Regions from separate parts of the Homo sapiens genome. Here region 1 is linked to region 2. The links are chromatin loops, found by intact Hi-C in ENCODE. Cell type or tissue: dorsolateral prefrontal cortex. All regions are shown on one strand. Links, peaks and the distances in the headings refer to the core of each region. The heading gives the core; the rest is flanking DNA.

Evidence for each region. A loop is a pair of places that touch in the nucleus more often than their neighbours do. Peaks named below come from ENCODE experiments on the same cell type or tissue, not always from the same donor. Only the 100,000 strongest peaks of a DNase experiment are listed, where the experiment ranks them.
Region 1: it touches region 2 in a loop (2.4-fold over the local background); 10 of 110 quality-filtered maps call a loop at or near these places.

What each region holds. Positions count from the first base shown.
Region 1 is chr20:48,806,799-48,809,699 of GRCh38, forward strand. The region is part of intron 1 of PREX1 (phosphatidylinositol-3,4,5-trisphosphate dependent Rac exchange factor 1); the gene reads right to left. Among named protein-coding and RNA genes, the nearest start is that of PREX1, 20 kb to the right of the region's middle. In dorsolateral prefrontal cortex, for the core only: no CTCF peak of the experiment used is centred there; DNase peaks (open chromatin) are centred at 970 and 1,383; H3K4me3 peaks cover 1,209 bases; H3K27ac peaks cover 2,446 bases.
Region 2 is chr20:48,750,164-48,753,064 of GRCh38, forward strand. The region is part of intron 1 of PREX1 (phosphatidylinositol-3,4,5-trisphosphate dependent Rac exchange factor 1); the gene reads right to left. Among named protein-coding and RNA genes, the nearest start is that of PREX1, 76 kb to the right of the region's middle. RefSeq lists an enhancer at 1,461-1,590. In dorsolateral prefrontal cortex, for the core only: no CTCF peak of the experiment used is centred there; a DNase peak (open chromatin) is centred at 1,278; H3K4me3 peaks cover 784 bases; H3K27ac peaks cover 2,500 bases.

The DNA.
Region 1 (2,901 bases), core at 198-2,697, 57 kb after region 2:
TACCAAGGTCAAGATGGCCCCCAAACAGCTCCAACAGCAGGCAGAAGGTGAAGAGGGCTCAGTGCCAGTATGGAGGGCTGGGGCTGGGGAAAAGGAAGTCAGAGATGCATAAGAGTAGCAGGAATGGCTTCTCAGAAGAGGTATAGGGACAGTTCAAAGGAATCCGATATCCATTCATCCATGGAACAGTCAGAGAACGCCTCTTCAAGGTGACATCTCAACAGAACATAGCTGAAGATGGAGGTGAGCCATGCTGACATGAGGGAAAAGACAACTGGCAGGGAACTGTCTTTTTTAAATTATTGTTAGTCTATATTAATTTGAAAAATAGTGTGTTAATTAGAACTAGTGTAGCAATGCCAAAAAAGTATACAAAGATAAAGTGAAAATTCTTTTTCTACACTCCCCCCCATTCTCAGCCTGAGGCTACCAAGGCTAACATCTGGTGCACATCCTGCAGTATCTTTCTCCACACTCATAAATACCCATTGAGAGAGCCTTTTTTGTGTTTTTTTTTCTCTACAAAATTGGGGTCCTGCTCTACATTTCACTCAGCAACTTATCCCTCCTTAAAGGTACAGCACATACAGCCCCTCATGTCCATAGAGACCAACCTCATTCTTTCCAACAGCTGTCCGTTACCCCAACATGTGGATCAACAACCATCCTAATGAGACTTTTCTCTGCTAACGGCCACTCACAGAGTTGCCAATTTCTTTTGCCATTAGAAACAAAACTGGAATAAACATCTTTGTAACTTACATCTTTACCTACTTTTTTTTTCTTGTTTCTATAGGAGAAGTTCCTAAAGGAACTGAATCAAAGGGTATCGTGGGTTTTTATTTTTAAAGACACTGCCAATGTATTTTCCCCCAAGGCAGCAATCATGAACACTCCCACCAGTGTCCTCTGGGACTGCTTGCTTGCCTGCAGCCAGGCCAGCGCTGGGCATTATGCCTCTTGTGTACGTGTGACGACAGTAAGGGATGGAAGGTGACGTTGACTGATAGGGTTTCTCAGCGGAAATGCAGCTCCACACAGTTCCAAAAAACACTGCCAATTCCAGAGCATTCTGGGCCCAAATGAGGCTAGAGGGGTGTGGGGGAGCAGGCTGTCCACTCAGGGGGCCCTGAGCAAGATGGGGACACCTTCCTCCCAAGCCCCTCCCCATCCTTGCAAGCCGACTCCTGAGCCTGCACCATCCTCATTTCTGAAATGGATTTCACACCCAGGAGTAACAAAGATGGCTTTGTCAGTAGGAAAGGGGAGGGGGGCACTGTTGTCGGAACATTCTGGATCCTGTTCATTCAAAGCTCTGTGTGTGGGGATGGAGAGGGCAGAGTTGGGGAACAACGGGGTGCTTCCTGCTCTGGGGCTGACCTCAGGCACAGGCACCGTGGGCAGAGCTGGAGCGGCCCCAAATTCCCTGCCATCCCCTCACTGGCACACTCCACAAACATTTGCTGAGAGCTTAGGCTGTGCCAGGCACTCCGGGAGCACTTTACATTTATCAGCTCATGCAGTTCATCCCCACAGCCCCATCAGCGAGGTCACATCATTAACACCACTGTGCAGATGAGAAAATAGAGCTCCAAGAAAAGCAGCCAGGACTCGAGGTCACACAGCTCGTGAGCAGCACAGGAGGACAAAGCAGGGGCAGTGGACTGCCATCTAGCCACCTGCAGAACAGGCTCTCCTGCCCGGGCTGCTGTGGCAGCCTCCTCCTCAGCCTCCACCCCACCTCCTATCATCTACCCGCACAAGTAGCCAGAGGGATCCTGCGAAAACTGAGTCAGATCTGCCCCTCCTCTGCTGAAACACTCCAAGGACAACACCACCTCACTCAGCGACACCACCTCACTCAGCGTAGAAAGCAAAGCCCTTACAATGGCCCTCAAGGCCCTGTGCAATCTGCCCACCAGCCTCCCTACTCCTACTGCCACCTCTCTGACTTGACCTCCCATTGCTCTGCCCCTGGCCATTCCGGCCTCCGTGTGGATCCTAAAACAGGCTCCTGCCTCAGGGCCTTTGCACTTGCTGTTTCCCATGCTTGGAATGCTCTCCCCATAAAGACAGAGGCAAAGTCCTTTTCCTGATGTTACACCCCTAGAAGGGGCAGAGCCTGGATTCAGGGAAGACAAAATGCACACAGCTGAGTCTTCAATAGAAGAGAAAGATGCTGTGTGACTCTGGGTAGGTCAGGGAACCTTTCTGAGCCTCTGCTTCCTCATCGACACAATAAACAGGCAACGCAGGAACACCTTCCCCACCAGGTTCTTGGGGGGCTATGTTGCTTGGAAAGTGTCCACTGGGCACAGTTCCTCACACATGTGGGCACCAGTGTTATAATGACATCCACAGGGAGAGCTGGAATAGTCAAGGAAGGCCTCCCAAGGAGGCAGGATAGGAGCAAGGATTCTGAGGTCAGACATGGAAAGGCCAAGAGCCACTGCAAGCAGGCCATGGGCCAACGGGGCTCCCCTGGGACCCAAGACTTGGGGGAAGGCAAAGCCTTCCAATCTGGGATCGAGGCACCAGCACAGGGGAGAAGAGATGCTCCCACCTGGCATCCCTCCCCATCTTCTGGTCCCAGCACCCTGGGGGCTTCCTTCTGGGAACCACTCCTCCCCCACTACCATGTGGTAGAGCTACATCCCTCACCCAGGAGGCAGCTGCCCCAGGGAAACAGAGAGAAATTCCCATTCTTACTGAAGGTGGTTTGAGATGGGTTTTCTGTCACTTGCAACCAAAGGATCCTGACAACCAGCCGGCTCTTGCCAATCTCAGCAGTGGTAGCAATGCCATTGTCTTTATTATTGTTCTTGTTATTTCAAAATCTTCAAGATGAGGGAGAAACGAGGCCAGGGGAGAGGCCACCAATAGGCTGCCCAAGAGCAGGAA
Region 2 (2,901 bases), core at 313-2,812:
ATCAGCAAATGTTACCAGCTTTACCTGAATACTACAACCACTGGTCCCCATCTCCACAGCCACCACCCCCCCAGTCCAAGCCATCATCATCTCCTGCCTGGACTAACACAGCCATTTCCCTCCTGGTCCCCTTCACCCTCCCAAAAGTCTGTTCTCTACACACACAGCCAGGGAGATCCCTTTAAATATGTACAGGAGATCAGTCAATCCATGCCTTTAAAATCTCCATGGCTTCCCACTGCACTTAAAATCCAAATCTTTCCATGGTCCCCATGATCTTGTCCTTGTTAATCTCTCTGATCTCATCTTCCAGTACTTCATCCTCCCACACACCTCAATATAAATAATCTTCAGCCACACTCTCATTCTAGATTCTATCCACCTGCCAAATACACTCCTGCCTCAGGACCTTTGCATATGCTGTTCCTGCTTGCAAGATGTTCTCCCCCATTCTGCCCTGAGCAGCCTCCTCATCCATCCGGCCTTAGTTCAAATGTCACCTCCGCCAAGAGGCCCTCCTCTTCTTAATGCAAACTCCTATCTTCCCATCTTGCGTTAGGAGCTCATTTGACAGATGAGGAAACTGAGGTTAAGCAATCTATACAAGCTCCTAAGGGAAAGGCCAGGATAAGCAGGGATCATGGCTGGGATGAAACCATAACCCCCAATCCAACATCAGAGGCCAGGTTTGGAAACTGGTGAGTCTGAGTTTCAACCATGGGTCCTTCCTGCTGTGTGACCTCAGGAAAGTGCACTAGCCTCTCTAAGTCTTCATTTACTCTTCCCAGTGGAATCATAGGAATACAGCACCTTTTAGAATGTCATGGGATAAAGTGAATGGAAGCTCCCTGAAGGCAGGGACCCTGCCTGTCTTGTTCACAGCTACGTCTTCAGGGCCAAATGTAGTGCTCAGCAAATAGCAGGTGCTTGAAAATCAAAGGAAGGTTTGGAATGCGCCTGGCACAGTGCCTGACCCATGCCGGAGACCTCGACTCAGGCTCCTTGGAAGTCTGTGGATCCTGTTTTTGAAACGACAATGAGCGGAGGGGACAGGGACTGGGGTTCCTAGAGGATGTTTTAACAGGGCCTGGGATACTGACAGGAAGTCAAGCTCCAGCCTCCCCAGACTAGAGGGAGACAAAGGCAGCCTCACCCAGCACAGCCAGGGAGGGCAGGAAGCTGGGAGTGCCGCACTCCGCTGGCCTAGATTGGGGCTTCCTGTCCTGGTTTCTTCACACGAGCTCTGCCACCGCTATTGTGCTGCAACAATGGGAGGCTCGGGCCACCCACTGAGGAACTGCAAACAAGCCGGTGTGAAGGCCACAATGGGCAGCTCGTGACCCGGAAAGAATGGGCAGCAGAGGCTCTGGGACCAGCCCTCCTGCTGCCCAAGGCACGACTGGCTTTTCCAGGCAGCACGGCGTCCCCTGCACTGGCAGGATGGTGAAAGGGACCCTCCAGGGCGACTCTTCCTTTGTCCAAGGCTTGACAGCTTTGAAACACTCAGGTCAAAAGCAGCTCTCATCTCCGAAGCCTCCCTTAGACACAATACTGTTCTCAGGATTTCCAGGGCTGCCTGAGAAACTCCTCCAGCCTCGGAAGCTTTGCCCATGCCTGGACCACTTGTCCTCACATCTGCCCAAGTCCTCCTCTTCATTTTATGAATGTGATGATGAAATACGTCAGGGATACAGAAAAGAATAGAGAGAAACAACAAACACCCACAAACTCATCACTACCCAGCTTTGGCAAATCTTAATACTACACCGAATTTGCTTGAAACCATTTGCAAAAAGAAATTCAACAAGTCTAGGGGAGGCACAGACTGGAAACGGGATGAGGAGGCTCTTGGGGGTGCTGGAAATGTTCTATATCTTGATCTGAGCAGTGGAGACACAGGTCACTGCATATGCAAAGCCCCAGCAGTATGCACTCGAGATTAGTTCAGTTTACCCACAGTACCATGCAAATATCAAACCTCCATGTATTAAGTAGAAAAGGCAGAAAGGAATCATTACAGAGAGAGGTGAGCCACTGGGCACCTTCTCTCCCTGCAAGGTACTTGGAGCTGGTGCTCCTCATTCCCACGCATGCCTCTGCCCACTTACCAAGCTGTGTGCATCTATAAGCAAGAGAGAATATTGTTTTGCATGTTCACAACATTTTTATAAGTAGCATGCTTTCAGCAACTTGATTTTCTCACTCAACATCATGTCTTCCACATTTACCCATGTTGATATGTACACTGGGCAACATCTGCTATCCAGACCCCACCCTTACCCCACACCACATCGAGCTGCCAGCACCTGCATCTCTTGGCCTGAAGACCCCGCTCTCATGTGCAGGGCAGGCCAGAGGTGCGGAAGAAGTAAGACTGCCTGGGAGCAGCCCTCAGTGATGGCCAGCAGGACCTGGCATGAAAAGACAGATGAGGAAACTGAGGCACTCGATGGACACTATCTCCCCGAGTGCCTTGATGGATTCAGCTCCGGTGGCCCCCATGGTAACCCGCTTGATGACACACCTTTCTTGGCTGCCTTCTCCTCCCTGCCTCACTCCCCCACTCTCCTATTGATGCTTCCTGGGGTGACCTCCCAAGTATGCTACTTGCCCTTGAATCAGTCTCGGGTCATGTTCTTTGGGGAATCCACAATAAGACAGACCTCAAGTTGTTCATTTCATTGCTTACTAGTCAAAATCACAGCATGAAGTAACCACTGCCATGCTGCAGACACTTGTTTCAAACATCCTTACTGTAAACAATGGCACTCAGGTGTAAGTTCTTTCAGCTGTATACTCTCGTCGACTGGGGTATGGGTATACAAGTTCCTCTAGGTGATGCACATGTTTCCTCGAGCCCAGGCGTTCAAGTTCCTCTAAATGTATATCCAGGTCTTCTGG